Regions from separate parts of the Homo sapiens genome. Here region 2 is linked to region 1. Evidence: chromatin loops called from intact Hi-C (ENCODE). Cell type or tissue: GM12878. All regions are shown on one strand. Region 1 has its middle 25 kb from the start of KCNA2. Region 2 has its middle 52 kb from the start of KCNA3.

Region 1 (8,000 bases):
CATCTGAGACTAGAACCCAAAGTCACCTGGCCTCCTTGGCAGCTAAGAATTTGCCTTAGTTTAATTGAAGAGATACTGACCCCCCAAACCCAGTGGGAGGCTTCTTGGCCTCTGCAGTGATTGTCAATTTGTGGGAAGTGACATCCCAAACACCAGCACTTTCCCATCATTGTCCTGATGGTCCACCCCTATCCTTGCAGGGACTGTTCCAGGGTCAGCCCTTTAACACCCATGGTTTTCAGGCCCACACCTGACCGATCTTCCCTTCTGAGAAGACAGCCATGACACCAAGAATCCCTCTTCTTATAAAACAAATCTCAAGCTCCTTCCAGTATCTCTGTCTCAATGTTGAGAGATTTTCCCACGATTCATCAGACCCACTCTAAGATTCACCCCCATTTCCTGATTCTCACTGTCCAGAAAATGCCATGTGCCAGACTATGAACCTGGCTGTAGCCACCTGTGGATCAGAAAAAAAAAAAAAAAAAGGGCGATGAGTCAAAGTAAGGATCCAGAGGGTCAGAGAAGTATCCCTGGTGGCTTAGCCAAAACCTCCACACCCAACAGCTATGGGCTTCACCATCTGAGTACCTCTTTTGATTCCAGTCCCACTCTCAACTTCCCTCATGAAATGAAGAACTGCAAATACGGTAACCTGCTATGGAAACTGAGAAAAGCAAAGCAGCCTATCTTTTATTCTCGCTCTGCCTTCTGGTCCTTCCCCGGGGCCACTGGGGCTGGAGCTGAGCCGAGCAGCTGGGTTTTCCCCTGAGCAGTGACTCACAGATGTAGTTTCTCTGGCACAAATCTTCAGAACAGTCCCAGCTGGGAAGTCTTCCTGGTGGCCAAGTGATCCCTCACAGCTGCCAGCCTGGCAACAAGGGATCCCAGCTGGTGCTAAGTGATGAAGAACAGGCCTGGGCTTTGTTCCTCAGCTAAAGAACCTGTCTGTTCCACTCACTGGATCCCAGATGTAATTCATCATCAAGGTCACTGAGGAGCACCCAAGCCCTTGGCCCATCAATACCACTTTAGTAAAGTCAGATTTCTGAGAGGCGTCACAACTACCACTAAAGAGCATCAGCTCATTGCCAAGTGCATTACAGAGGTCCTGGCACTACCCATGTTCCTGCCAAGTGCTTAGGCATTAAAATTGACTGGGGCAAGCAGAAGGGACACACTGCCAAGGATACACCCTCCAGTACAGGAAGGCAACAGGCTCACGCAGTGTCAGGGCTAGGCAAGATCATGATTTTTCACAGTTTTAGGCAGCAGAATCCTCTTTCCAAACAAAATCTCATGCAGAAGTCTAGAATTCTGGCAGATTCAAGGGTAGCTGCTCAGCTGGAGACCAAGGTGGGGCCAGGAACTGATCCCCTGCAGATTCCCTGTAATCTTCCCACCCCCCAGCTCTGCAACACCACCCAGGTACCTTTAGCCTCTTTCACTGAATCGCTGGGGTCCACCTGACAAGGCTGAAAACTTGCCACTCTGGTCAGCCTCTTGGCATTCAGAGGGGGAAACTGAGGCTGGTAGAATATGACATGCATTTCCCAAGGTCACATGGTGAATATGTACTACAAATTCAGGAGAATAAAAAGTCTTGTCAACCAAGCTTTTAGTGAACCAGAACATCTGTACAGACCGGCAGTCCATAAGGGTTGGAAGAGTAAGTGATTACAGACATAAAGTTAATTTTTATTTTGTCTCAGCCACTTTTTTGCTGCCTGTCCTCAGGCAAGTCACCCAAGTCCAGCTGGCCTAGGGCTGGATTACATCCAGTGGCCTTTTGAGGCATCCCCTGCTCATCTTTCATTATCTAGAACACGACAAGACCCCCTCTCAGAGCTGCCCACCCATTCCCTCCTCAGCCATCAAAGGCCTTGGCACCTGGCTCCCAGGCTTCCCCTCAAATTCAGTTATCACCCTGACATCCAGAATCCTGGGGACCAAAACCTTTGACCTTTTCCTCTCCAGGCTCCTACACCCTGACTCTGCTTGGGGACCCCACTCAAGGCCACATCCTGAACTTTGACGGGACTTGCACTCCTTGGGAATTTTAAACTCAAACATCCCACTCTCACCTCTCTGCCTTCAAGTTTCTTGCTTCTGAATCCCATATGCATGGTCTCTGGCATGTTTTTGATACCTTCCACCCTTGAGCACTGTCTTCTCTCCCCAGCCTATCAGTGTCCTGCTGTCAGCACTCCCACCAGTCCAGTAGCCCAGAACCCTTAGGCATTGCTTTAAGTACTTTCTTGCAAGATTTCCAACTCCAGCAACCCCCTTCCTGCTCCCTCACCAGCACAGTCCCACCCTGCATCAATAACATGGTGGCCTTTTCACTCCTTTACCCAGTCTAGGGGTCCCAATAGGGAAAATCCCATAGCCACAAGGAGAGGAAGTACTGCCACGTCCTTCCTTTTCACCAGGATCTGGGCAGAGTTCGGTCTGTCTTAGTGAAGACCTTTCAGTTCCAGGTGCCTGAGGACCCTAACCTCAGCCAGCCTCTGTACTCTCAGCCAAAGCCAATCCCAATCCATTCTCACCTCCTACCATCAAAGAAGTGTCCCAGGTCTGGGCCAGGCGAGGTGGCTGACACCTGTAATCCCAGCACTTTGGGAGGCCGAGGCAGGTGGCTCACCTGAGGTCAGGAGTCCAAGACCAGCCCGGCCAACATGGTGAAACCCCATCTCTACTAAAAATACAAAAATTAGTCTGGCATGATGGTGGGCTCCTGTAATCCCAGCTGCTTGGGAGGCTGAGATAGGAGAATCGCTTGAGCCTGGAAGGTGGAGGTTGCAGTGAGCCAAGATTGCACCATTGCGCTCCAGCCTGGGCAACGAGAGCAAAACTCCATCTCAAAAAATAAAATAAAAATAAAGAAGTGTCCCAGGTCTTATCTGAGCATGGCCCCTCCACCTGTGCTCTGAATCCCTTCTTACTTCTGCCCTCCAGGAATTCTCTCTCCTTATTTTCCTGCATCTTCAACTACTCATTTTGTATCTATTTCTCTCCATAAGTTTCTTCCATGTTAAAACAAATGAAAAACCTTAAACAAATAAAACCTTGTTTAATCCTACATTCCCTTCACCTACCACCTAATTTCATCATTTTATTTACAATCAAATGTCTTCAAAGAGTACCTATAAGCCCGTTCCTGCCTCCTCATTGCCCACTCACTCAACCCATGGAGCTCCGCCTCTGCCCAACATGGCTCCACTGAGACTGTGACCTCCGTGTTGCTTCCTCCAAATGACACATTCAGTCTCTTCTTGCCTGACCTCTCAGCTGCCTTTGAGCCAGCCTTCATCTGTGGCTTCCAAGACATCACTCTCCCCTGATTCCTCCTCTATCTATGGCTGTACCTTCTCCATTTCCTTTTCTGGCTCCTCCTTGTCTTTAGGCTTTTAAATGTTCCCACTTTTCTCTCTTCTCTTCTACATGCACCCCTACCCCCTGCATAATCTCATACATCTCAGAGGCCTCATCCGTACAGACTTCTAGATCCAGCCCAGGCCTATCTCCCAAGCTCCAGGCAGGAACATCCAAATCCCACTGCACTCCCCACTCAGGTATCCCATGGACCCCTCAGACTCAACAGGTCTACAGGGCTTGTTTAGCCTACTGACTCCATCCCTGCAGTATCTCTTTTCAGTTCATACCCACATCTTCTCTGTCTGGACCACTGCAACAGCTTCCCGGCAGGTGGTCTCCCTACCCCTGCAGTCATTGCCCCCTCAGCAGTCCATCCCCCACAGCAGCCAGAGTGATCTTCCTTAATAGAAAAATCCAGTCATGTCACCTCTCTGGCTTAAAATCCTTTAAGTTTCCCCTACCTCCAAAGTAAAGTCCAAATAACGTTGGCAGAGCCTTCTAGACCTTGTAAGATCTGGTCCCTGCTACCCTCTCCATACACTTCTCTTTTATTGCTTGCACACTGAGCTCCAGTCATAATGAATTACTTGTACGCAACTCCCTTCGCCTTCCCTGTTGTCTCCTGCCATGTTTTCCAAGTGCTGATTGCTCTTTCTAACTCTGCATGGCTAACCCACCCCTGCTAGTCTGCAGTGCTCAGTTTCTGTTTTAAGAGAAAAACCCGTTCTTGCACTCCCTGGCTGGGGTGACAGGAAACACCTGAAGATTGTTGATGAAGCATCATGCAACCAGGTCACCTAGAACCTGAAACCCTTTGAGCGCTGACCAAGAAAGGAAGTGGTGATGGGGCACATAGAAGAGTGAGCCATCATCTGGTTTCCAGCGCCAAGACTTCTGCAGGAGAGCCTCCGCTGGGCTTTCAAGTTGGTGAGAGAAGAGGAGGGGCAGCAAGGGTGAGCATGCATGTGTGGACATAACAGGCAGGGAATGATGTGAGCAAAGACAGAGAACAGGAGGTGACTGGTAGGCCATTGCTGGGGTGCAGCAAAGAGTGAGGCGAGCTGCGATGGGGAGACACCTCAAGGGCCAGACAAGGGATTTGACACCTTCATGAAAAGCAACCCGGGGATCAGTAATGGAATGGAGGCTAAAGGAAGGCACTCCAGGTACTCTGCGAAGGATTGTGAATGAGGACCTTGCAGGTGTGAAGTGACTCTAGGGTGAGGGGATGGGGTCTGAGGCTTGGAAGTGGAAAGGAAGGGACCAATCCCAAAGCATTAAGTGTAACTCCCAAACAGCCGACCAAGGCCAGACCTGTGCTTGAGACAGCAGCCCTCCTGCACGGGGCGTTGTCCATCCGTGGGCTTTGTGCTGCCATCTGGTGGTGGTGGAAAGGAAGACCAGGCTTAGTGGTTCCGGGGCTGGCTGCCTGGGGTGTGGCCAGGGGGACAGATGATTGTGAGTGAATACTGGAGTTTGCTGAGGCTCTTTGGGGAGTGAGCAGGGGGAGGCAGTGACAATGGGGTCCTCAAATCCATACAGCTTTTGAAAGATGCAATTTCTTGGCACTTTTGATTGTCCCTTTTTGCACAGCACTTAGCATAAGGTCTGTTTCAAAGTAGGTGCTTAGTGTCTGTTGTTTTTCTCAATTATAATAATGACTTAACAATTACTGAATGCCTACCATGCGCCCAGTGCTTATGTATTTTATCTAAGTTATTCTTCATAACAACTTTGAGATGAAGATGACATGATGATTTTGGGTAATAGGAGAAAGAACTGAAACCATGAATCCATTGAACAGCTTGGTAAATATTTACTGAGCACCCATTCTGTGTCATGCTGTGCTGGGCACTGGGGACACGGAGGTGAGTGCCACAAGTAGGTTCTGACTTTCTAGAACTTGGAAGAGAAAAGGGATGCTATGCAAATAATACATAGTAACTCATTTATTTTAATTGTAACTAAATATCCTAAAAAGGAGAAAAAGTACAGAGCACTGGCCGGGTGTGGTGGCTCACACCTGTAATCCCAGCACTTTGGGAGGCCGAGGTGGGCGGATCACCTGAGGTCAGGAGTTTGAGACCAGCCTGACCAACATGGAGAAACCCTGTCTCTACTAAAAAAAAATTACAAAAATTAGTCGGGCATGGTGGCGCATGCCTGTAATCCCAGCTACTTGGGAGGCTGAGGCAGGAGAATCGCTTGAACCCAGGAGACAGAGGTTGCGGTGAGCCAAGATGGCACCATTGCACTCCAGCCTGGACAACAAGAGCAAAACTCCGTCTCAAAAAAAAAAAAAAAAAAAAAAAGTACAGAGCACTTAGAGATGTTAACTCACTTTTGAGTCCATTTGATTTAAAAAAACGCTTCTTCCAGTCAAACCTACCCACCACTGCATTACATGAATTCAAATGATAAATGAATACCCTTTTCTTTCTTTTATTCTTCAGCTTTTACTTCCCTGTGTTTAATTCGGTCTCCTCGTTTTTCTCTCGTCTTAATTAACTCCTGTTTTCTGCCAATACCATACATTTCTGTCTGTTACTATCATCATTTGTTGAATGAGTATATAAATTAATGAGTGAATTCACTGACACATTTATGCCACAAACAGGTGTCTGTCATCCACCGAGGGTCAGACACCAGATGCTCAGTGTGCTTATAGATACACAGTTCCTGCCCTCAAGTTGCTCACAACTAGTGAGGAGAAAAACATAGCAACAAATAATTTAAAGTGCTGAATACACACAGGGGAAGGAGAGAGTAACTGTGCTGAGGAAGAGGTGCCTCACTGAGCTGCTTCTCAGGGTAGTCTACAAACGTTAACAGCATCTGGACAAATTCCAGCTATCACACCAGATCCTTTGATAAATGTTCTACAGTGGCACCTCCATTTATGTTGTGTCAGGGACATAGGTCTCATTATTAATTTTCTGATATATTGAGACTTATTCAATTTCTATAATAAAAATGCATTTCCAAAACCAGTAGTTCCCAAACTTTCATATCCATTGGGGATTGTCTGGAATGATGATCTTGGGGCCATTGGTGGGGACCTTAAAAATCACTCGCTGATTGGGGATCATTTGGTGATTTGGTGGTAATTGGGGATCACTAACAGCCACTAAACTCAGGCTCTCACCCCAAGACATTCTGATTTAATTTATCCAAAATGTGACCTCAGCACTAGAATTTTAAAGCTTCCCCAGGCAATTCTAATATGCAGCCAACATTTGGGAGCCATTCTTGAAGATCCTCAGGGATCTAGCCTGGGACATGAATGATATCAAATGCAAATTTGAGGAGAACACATCAGGTCTTGCTGCCAAGAAAGAGGTAAAACCAGGCATGGTGCAGCACCACCATGATTCCCAGGGGAATCAGCTCTGCTGAGCTCTAAAGCAATCTACAGGATTATGAAGCTGTGTCCATGTATTCAATAAACAATCATTTAGTATCTACTTTTAGCACAAGTCAGTCCATCTCTGCTCTGAAGGATCTGGTTGGGGGAGAGAGGCCTAAAATGTACAGACGAATTCTGTGGGATTGGTGATAATGTGTGGGAAGTCTAGAGTGTCAAAGAAGCACTGCAGTGGGGCATCTAATCTGACCTCCTGCCTTCTTTCAAGTCATCACCTCTTGTCCAGTCCTCTACAGAGACGCCTCAACCAACAAATATTTATGGGGCACCTGTTTAAGTCAGGCACCAGATGCCGGACACTGGACAAGGCCCCCATCAGGCAGTACAGAGATGGACACAATGGGTCTCTGCTCTCAAGGAGTTCCCAGTCTGGGGTGAGGGAGTTTTGCTCTCTCATTTCTCTTATGCAAAATAGCTTTGTGTGAGTACTGTCACCAAGTGGAAACCAGTGGAATACGGAGGATGGTCAGGCCCATTCTAACACCCAGGAGGCTTCTTCACAGTGAACCTAACAAGATGAATGGCGTTTCAGAGGGCGATCATGGAAGAAGGGGACAGCATTTCATTCCCCACCCACTTTGCTGCACTCTCCCACTGCTCCCTCTTTTTATAAAGTCCATGGATCAAAACTGGATGCAAACTCCCAGTCAAGATATACCCAGTGTGGAGGACAGAATGGAGAACTGCTTCCTGGCCTTTGCAGCACCCAGGACCATTAATGCTCAGGGCTAAATACTGTCTTTTCCCCCATCAGGGCACAAGAACAACTTGTGATCAGTTAAAAGCCCTTCAACCATCACCATCATCTCCAAACAATAAGACTAACTTGGGAGTTAACAGTGGCCTTTTAATCATCCATATCTTAGTGAATTCAAGAAATGAGGAAATTCAGTGTTGCCCAAGAGTAGTCCCTCTAAATATGTTTCCCGCATTGCATTGCACTACTTTCAGTACCCTCTTTTCCCACTTCCTATTCTTGCTATGTCACTTCCTGTCCACCTCATAGGAGTTTCTCCCTCTTCACTTTGTCCCCATCAAGCCTGGCATTATTATTATTTTTTTTTTTTTTGAGACAGGGTCTCACTGTTTTTCCAGGCTGGAGTGCAGTGGTGGGATCGTGGCTCACTGCAATCTCGAACTTCTGGGCTCAAGGGTTGTATTAACATTTTTTATAATTATGTTAGTCCTAGATGTCTCT
Region 2 (8,000 bases), 95 kb before region 1:
TCAACATAGGTTTGCTGTGGGAAACTGGGGCTCAATTCCACTGGGATCCTCTGGGAGACTGTGCAAAACAGCCTCAGAGTTGTTCCAGTGGAGGGATAAGGAAGTCAGGGTATTTATCCCCCAACTCCCATCTGTCATTAGTTGAAGACTTCTCCCAGGAGCATCAACTCCCTGCACTTCAAACCTGAACTGTGCACAGGCTGAGCATGCTCCTGCCTCCAAAGAAATCCACAAGACAAAGAGAGCCACAGATGCTTCTGAAACAGGAAATTTTCCTTGACCCCTTTACGGGCCCCCCAGCAGGGGTGTCTCACTTACTCAGTCCACAGCTCTCAACCCCTCAGGGGATGGGGAGCACACAGGTGAGCGGGTACAGGAGCCAAAGCAAGTGCTTTTGGGTGCTGGCAGAAGCAAAACTCCATGCTGCCCCACGGGCACATCTAGGAGGTGCTTGCAACCCCTGAAGCCCCAGAAGGTGTATGTTACAGTGCTCTTTTAGCTTTCCTGTCCATGGACAGATTAAATGTTTAACAGCTCAGTGGACCCTCCACCTTTTCACAGGGGCAGAGGGTCAGTGTGACAGCTTTCTATACCCTGAGCTCTTGTCTGGCATCTGGGAAAAATTGGTCACACAAACCAATTGAAGGATAGTAAATGTAGGGGATTTTATTGCTAATGGAAGTGGCTCTCAGTGGGAGGGAGAGTGGGAAAGGGGATGGGGTGGAAAGGTATTCTTACCCTGAAGTCTGGCCATCTGCAGCTGGACTCCAAAGTCCCACAGTCAAGCCATCCCTCTGAAGTCAAGCTGCTTCCCTCTGACGTCAAACTGCAGTCTCCAACATCCAGATGCTTCTCCTCTTCTCTTCTTGTCTGCTCTTTTCCAGTGGAGGGTGGGGTTTTTATGGGTACAGGATGGGGGGCAGGATGGGCCATGGGTGGTTTTGGCAAAGGCAACATTCAAGCAGGAAAACAGGAATGCATGTTCTCACTTTGGGCCGCAGTTCTAGGCTTAAGGGTGGGGATTCACCAGGGACCCCATCTTTTTCTGCCTAGAATTTATCTGCCTCTTGTCCCTATCACTTTCAGTGAGTAGCTAGCAGCTTATATCATGAGTGTCAAGGGAATATGGACACAGGTGAAACTGCCATTGCAAAATTGTAACTAAGACAGTGACAGAGATCTGACCTAACCAACTCCATCTTGCTTCTAACCTCCTAGCTGTTCTTGTTCATTCCTGGGTGTAGGCTGAACTAACTATAGGAGGAAAGTTTATAGTTAAAACAAAGGTGATAACAGGCCTTTCCCAAAGCAAACTCCTTTTTTTTTTTTTTTTTTTTTTTTTTTTTTGTGAGACAGAGCCTTACTCTGTCACCCAGGCTCTAGTGCAGTTGTGTGATCTCAGTTCGCTGAAACCTCTGCCTCCCGGATTCAAGCAATTCTCCTGACTCAGCCTCCTAAGTAGCTGGGACTACAGGTGTGCACCACCATGCCTGGCTACTTTTTCCAAGCTGGTCTCAAGCTCCTGACCTCACGTGATCTGCCTGCCTCAGCCTCCCAAAGTGCTGGGATTACAGATGTGAGCCACCACCACCGGCCAAATCCCCTTCTTGCCTGGGGACTAGATTGCCTTTGTAGGATGAATGAATTAGCCAAAAGATTAGAAATTATGGTTTAAGAATCATACAGCTGGAGGCTACAAGATTCTGACTCTTCTCAAATTGCTCCCGGGGATAATATCACTATTGTAAGCCTAAGATCAGTGCTTGAGATCCTGCACTTGATGGATCAGCTGGCACCACCCAGATGGATAAACTGGCTCATCCGATCTTGTGACCCCCACCCAGGAACTGACTCAGCACAAGAAGACAGTTTTGCCTTCCTATGATTTCATCTTTGACCTGACCAATCAGCACTCCTGACTCATTGGCTGCCCCCCACCCACCACGTTATCCTTAAAAATTCTGATCCCCGAATGCTCAGGGAGACTGATTTGAGTAATAATAAAACTCCAGTCTCCCACACAGCCAGCTCTGCATGAATTACTCTTTCCCTGTTGCAATTCTCCTGTCTTGATAAATGGGCTCTGTCTAGGCAGCAGGCAAGGTGAACCCATTGGGTGGTTACACAGGTACTGACAATATCTGCTACAACTAGGATGACACTTGCCTCCCTAGGGCTTACTAGGTTCTTCTTATATAGTAGGTGCTCAATAAATATTTGTTGAATTGAATTGGCATAGGTCACTTGAATAAAGGAATAAGAAACCAAGATTATTTATTCACTCATTTAACAAAGATTTATTAAGAATTTACCAAATCCATGCACAGTGCAAGAACTTGAAGATGCCAGCCCTGTATAATTTTGGGCTTGGTACAAAATTATTACCCTTAACAACCAATCAACCAATCCTGGCCTTTACCCATTACACCATTACAGTCAGCCAATAACCCTGAGGTCTTCCCAAGAACTGACTTTGGCTGAATTAGCAAGTACAAACCTCTGTGTGATTCTGATGGTGAGCATTTATTGCAGTACTTGGGGATAAGATTAACCTCCTATGCACCCTTATTAAGCTCTTATTCTTCCAAGTTCTCAGATTATAGAGAAGATAAGTCCCTTATAGGGTCATCTGGACCAGCTGAAGCAAACAATTCCCAAATGTTTGCTGGCCTTTGCTCTGGATTTTCACCACTTTATGAAATTAACTTGGAGAATCAGAGCCTCACTACTGAATAGAGACTAAAAAAAATATTGGTACTCTTGACATTGAGACCCTTTCCTTCCATCTTTCCTACACCCAAACCATCTGAGACCAGTGGGACTTACTGCTCTTTTTAGGTCAGATGTCCCATTACAGAAACTCTTCCCCCACACTTTGGTTTCTACATCATAATAAATTATTCTCTCAAAGTCTCAGAAATAGTTTCTTTCTTTCTGTTGTCATTCTAGAGTCAGCCAAGCCCACAGTGCAGACAATTCCAGAAACAACCCTTTCCCAATACCAGAGCAACTCTAGTGAGCAACATTTCCCAAGGGCAGGCTTGTCAGACACCGGAGCAGACTCCAGGGCAATGGTTCCTGTCTCACATCAAACTCCTGCTTCTGTCCCTGCATACTGAAGAGCTCCCTGTCTCCCTGGCTGGCTCAGTCCCTTGATGTGCGCTTTTAATATTCATCTCCTTCTCCCTCTCTTGATGTGAATTAAAAGAGCAACTTGCAAGGCAAACAAGAGGAAAATAACAGATTGCTGCTGCTCATTAAAGCTTCAGCTCAATACAGTCTGATAAGAGCTACAAGACTGGCTTCCCCTCCCAGTCGAGGGTGGGGGAGTTGGGGGCATGATGATCATAGTACCTTGGATATGCTCTGGGCTCAAGGGATTTTACAGATGGAAATGCATTTTTCTTCCTGAATCTTTACTGTCTGTTGGAACCCCAGAGTTTAAGCTTATCACTTTCATTTTCCTGACATACAATCTTAGAGAATTCACTTCATTGTTTTGGGTTTCATTTAGTTTTTCTGCCTGAAAATGGAAAAAAGATTAATAGCCTCCTAAGTGAACTGTGTAATGCTAAACAAATGAATAAATATGAAAGCATTTTGGAAGAATTATCTTCTCTCTCTCTCTTTCACTTTCTCTTTCTTCCCATCAGTATTTCAATCTGCTTGAACAGCTTTTCTAAATCTTAAAATAATGAAGTCTTCCTCCAATCACAGGTCTTACTTTAGCTACTGCACTATTTCTTTTCTCCCCTTTGAAGTGAAACCTCATAAAATGTTGTCTATATTTGTTACCTTCATTTCCTCTTTCCACCCCCACTCTTCAACCCACTACAATCTGGCTTCCACCCCATCACTCCCCTGAAACTGTTCTCACTATGACCACCAATGACCCTGTTGTCAAATTCAAGTAATATCATTTTAGTTATTATCTAACTTGACCCTTTTTTCCCCAGCTGGTGATTCTTTCCTCCTGTATCTACACAATTCTCTTTCCTTGGTACCCAAACATTACTATCTCTAGGTTATTCTCCTACCTCTCTGGCTAATCCTTCTCAGGCAACTTCCTCTGTTTCTCATTAAATGTCAGTGTTTCCAGCCACTCTTCTCATTATAGATTTCTTTAGGGATTTGATTTACACCCCAAACTTCATCTCCCATCTGTATATAAATAACTCCTAAGTCTACATCTCCAGCTTAAATCTGTCTCCAGAAGTATAGACCCATTTACCCAGCTGTTTACATTCAACCCCACAAATAATGACACCCCCTTTTTCAAAGAATTCAGTGGCTCCCCTTAACCATCAGGACAAAGTTTAAACTCATGAGCGTGGTATCCAAGGCCTTTCTCACTCTTATCTCTCTGCACTTCACCCCTCCAACTCCATGCTCCTCCCACTCTGCACCTGCAGTCCCCACACAGAGTTTTGCCTCCGAGTCATTGCACATGTTCTTCCCTCTCCAAGGAATTATTTTTTTCTCTACCCCTTATTTTCATGGCCTGACAAACTATGACCTTCCCTGGAAGACTCAGCATAGATACCACCTTTTCTGGGAATTCTTCACAGTTGGGTTTGGTCCCCCCACCTTGAATGCTCCTCAGCATCCTGTGGTTCCCACCTCCTAACATTTATCACATGGCACTGTGGTAACCTATTTACTTTTCTTACCCCCAAATGAAGTCACTTTTGCTGTTTCTTCTTATTAAAAATAATGCATACTCGATATAAAAATAAAAAGACAAGCAAAAAGAGTATTAAAAAATCTGATAATCTTGCCCACCTATTTACTGCCAGCCACAAGATGTTGTTCTAGGTGCTGCAAGGAATAAAGGCATGAATAAGGCATGGTGCCCAACCACGGCAGAGGGAGAAAAGTGTTGGGGGGAGCTTTTATTGAGTGCTGGGACATGCCAGGCAGCACCCAGGGGCTTTGCCTGTGCTATTTCTCATGTGTGTCCCCCACCAGACTGAAAACTCACTGAGAGCAGTAACCGTATCCTTGTTTTTAGTGCCAACTCCAGCGTCTGGCATGAAATAGATCCTTAATAAACACCCAAATAAAGAGTGTGCAGTATGCTGATGAATGATAATTATCGCTACATTAAAAAATACGTAAAGACTCATTTTTTCCTCTTTGGATGAAAGAAAGATTATGGCACTAGAAATTTAAAAAGCATTTCCAGCAAGACTCCCACCCTACTGAATCTAAGTAGACACCAGTGGTTATTTTCACACTCACAGAGCACAGGCTTGCTGAATTTTTTCTATTCTAAAGCCCACATCCCTCTCTTAATATGCTATTTCCACCTTCCTCCCTCAGCAAAATATTATACATACATGTATACATGCACACACATAGATATAATAGCTGCATTGCATTGAAAAGCTAATGGAGAGATGTTAATACTAGCTATGTCTGTGTGGGTAGAATTATCAGACTTTTTAATACTCTTTTTGCTTGTATTTTTATTTATATATTGAGCATGTATTATTTTTAATAAGAAGGAACAGCAAAAGTTACTTCATTTGGGGGTCACAATCTGCAGTAACATGAAGTAGAACTTATAAGCTGAGCAATGATACTTTTTTTTGTTTGTTTTTGACACGGAGTCTCACTCTGTTGCCCATGCTGGAGTGCAGTGGCGCGATCTCGGCTCACTGCAAGCTCCCCCTCCCGGGTTCATGCCATTCTTCTGCCTCAGCCTCCCGAGTAGCTGGGACTACAGGCGCCCACCACCACGCCCAGCTAATTTTTTTTTTTTTTTTTGTATTTTTAGTACAGACGGGGTTTCACCGTGTTAGCCAGGATGGTCTCGATCTCCTGACCTTGTAATCCACCCGCCTCAGCCTCCCAAAGTGCTGGGATTACAGGCATGAGCCACCGTGCCCAGCCAAGCGATGATACTTTTAAGAGGATATTACAACTGGGGACATGGAGAGAACAGTGTAACACAAGGAAAGTTTTAATTTAATTCAATCCACAGGCATTGATCATCTGCCAGCCACAAGATGTTACTCTAGGTGCTGCAAGGAATAAAGGCATGAATAAGGCATGGTGCCCAACCCCAGCAGGGGGAGAAAAGTGTTGGGGGAGCTTTTACTGAGTGCTGGGACATGCCAGGCAGCACCTAGGTGCTTTGCCTGTGCTATTTCTCATAATCCTCACAATGATCCTATGAGGTAAGTATCACAATCCTGTTTTTGTAGATGGGGAAATTGAGGCACAGAGAGGTTTATTGACAGACTCAAAAATCAGTTAGTTAACCAGGATTTAAACCTATGTTATTTCTGATTTCATCCCCTTTGCACCGCACAAAACTGGGTTTGTGAAGTATCTCTTAAGGAAGGTGTGAGTATAGTAGGGTTTCTATTAGTGGTTCGGGGAAGGCTTTCTGGAAACCCTATGTGGGCCAGGCTTCAAGACGGGGGTATGAATATGGGAGAAGAGCTATACCATGAGCCTCAGGGAGGGGCAGCATCCTTTGGGAAGATGGTGCTGGCACATACCACAGCCTGGATGGGGTCCAGGAGTCAAGTGGGGTTGGCGGCTCTCCCGACCCTATCACAGGAGGTGGGAGCAGAGCAGTGGGCCCACTAAGACTGGAAACCAGGAGTTACCAGGCTGAGAAATGGGTGGAAAACAGGAGCCAGAGGCAAGCACTCCAAGAGTGCGGTCACTGATGAAGGACACAACAGGACAAGCAGGAAGTAGCTCGGACGCCAGCAGTGATCTGCTGTGGTGAGGGCCTTTCGGAAGGTGTGTGTTCCCACCAGCCTGCTCTCACCAGGCCGTTCCAATCAGAAGAAAGACAGTGAGAAAGGGTATGACAACTTGAAGCAGTTCATGGTTTGTTAACAAAAGCAGAGATATTGGGTGTGGTGAGATGTTGAAGAGTTATCAGCAGAAAAAGCATAGTTTTCTGGGAGTTATCATCTTCTTAACTCTCCACCCATGGCCATTGTTACCAATGTTGAGGGGCCAGTGAGTGTGTGTGGGTAATGATGAAGACTTGTGTTCATCAATTTATTGGTGAATCTTCCCTGCTCCTGTGGTTCCAAGACTGTTTTTTGACCCTGGTCATACAAATATAAACAACCATCTCACCCAGGGCCAGTAACATAATTTTCAGGGCCCAGTACAAAATGAAAATATCGAGCTCCTTGTTCAAAAACCAGAGGGAAATAAGGCCATTAAGGGTCACCAAAGCATAAAACTTTTTCTTTCTTCCACAATTTTTTTTTACTAGTCATGATGTTTTTAATTTGATATTTAATGTCATTTTAAGTAAAGAAAAATTTAAAATTTAATTATTAGTATGAATTTTACTATTCTTTATGTTGTGTAGTGTTAGTTGTAAATGAAAATAAGTGCATTTGACTCATACGTGGAATCATTGAAATTACACAGTTCATATTTCCTAGCTCTTACTTGCGTATATATTTTGTCCTTACCAGAGCAGCGGGAACACTGCACAAAACTAACTCAACTGTTTTAATTTTACTTCTTGATAACGTGCATGTTCCATCAATACTCTTGACCTTCAGCTTACTGATGAGTAAGGAAGGGCTGAAAGGAAAAGGAACTATGGGTTGTCCTGTCTTTCCCTTTCTTCTGTGTCATCATTTTCAGCGTAAGTGGTTGGTTAACACAGGGAAGAAATGAGTAAGAAGGATATGATAGGGTTCCTCACTTGTCCACATTCCTTAGAAAGCCATTGCTTTCTTTCTATGTGAAGCAAGCTCTGGTTCGAATGGAAGGCATGGCCTGTCGGGCTGTCAGCACCCCTGATTACTCAATTACATATGTAACACACTTAACCTTGCACCACTTTCAGTCTCCTGGAACTTCCACGCACTGTGGTTCCACCAGAATTCTGCATTTGTGGGACATGGCAAATGCTATATGTGAACAGGCCATCAAGGAACAACTGCATGAGTCCATCTGTTCCAGTCTGGTGTCCCCTTGCTTCTGCGCCTGTCCCTCTTCCTGGAGCATGT

Evidence for each region. Peaks named below come from ENCODE experiments on the same cell type or tissue, not always from the same donor. Only the 100,000 strongest peaks of a DNase experiment are listed, where the experiment ranks them.
Region 2: a loop joins it to region 1, with 4 times the contacts of the local background. A loop is called at or near these places in 6 of 110 quality-filtered maps.

What each region holds. Positions count from the first base shown.
Region 1 is chr1:110,627,700-110,635,699 of GRCh38, reverse strand. It overlaps a transcript of KCNA2 not described here. Among named protein-coding and RNA genes, the nearest start is that of KCNA2, 25 kb to the right of the region's middle. RefSeq lists enhancers at 778-967, 3,829-3,878, 4,259-4,398. In GM12878, a CTCF peak has its summit at 4,753 (motif pointing left); DNase peaks (open chromatin) are centred at 699, 4,179 and 4,719; H3K4me3 peaks cover 537 bases; H3K27ac peaks cover 3,501 bases.
Region 2 is chr1:110,722,690-110,730,689 of GRCh38, reverse strand. No RefSeq gene overlaps it. Among named protein-coding and RNA genes, the nearest start is that of KCNA3, 52 kb to the right of the region's middle. In GM12878, no CTCF peak of the experiment used is centred here; a DNase peak (open chromatin) is centred at 3,819; H3K4me3 peaks cover 915 bases; H3K27ac peaks cover 1,663 bases.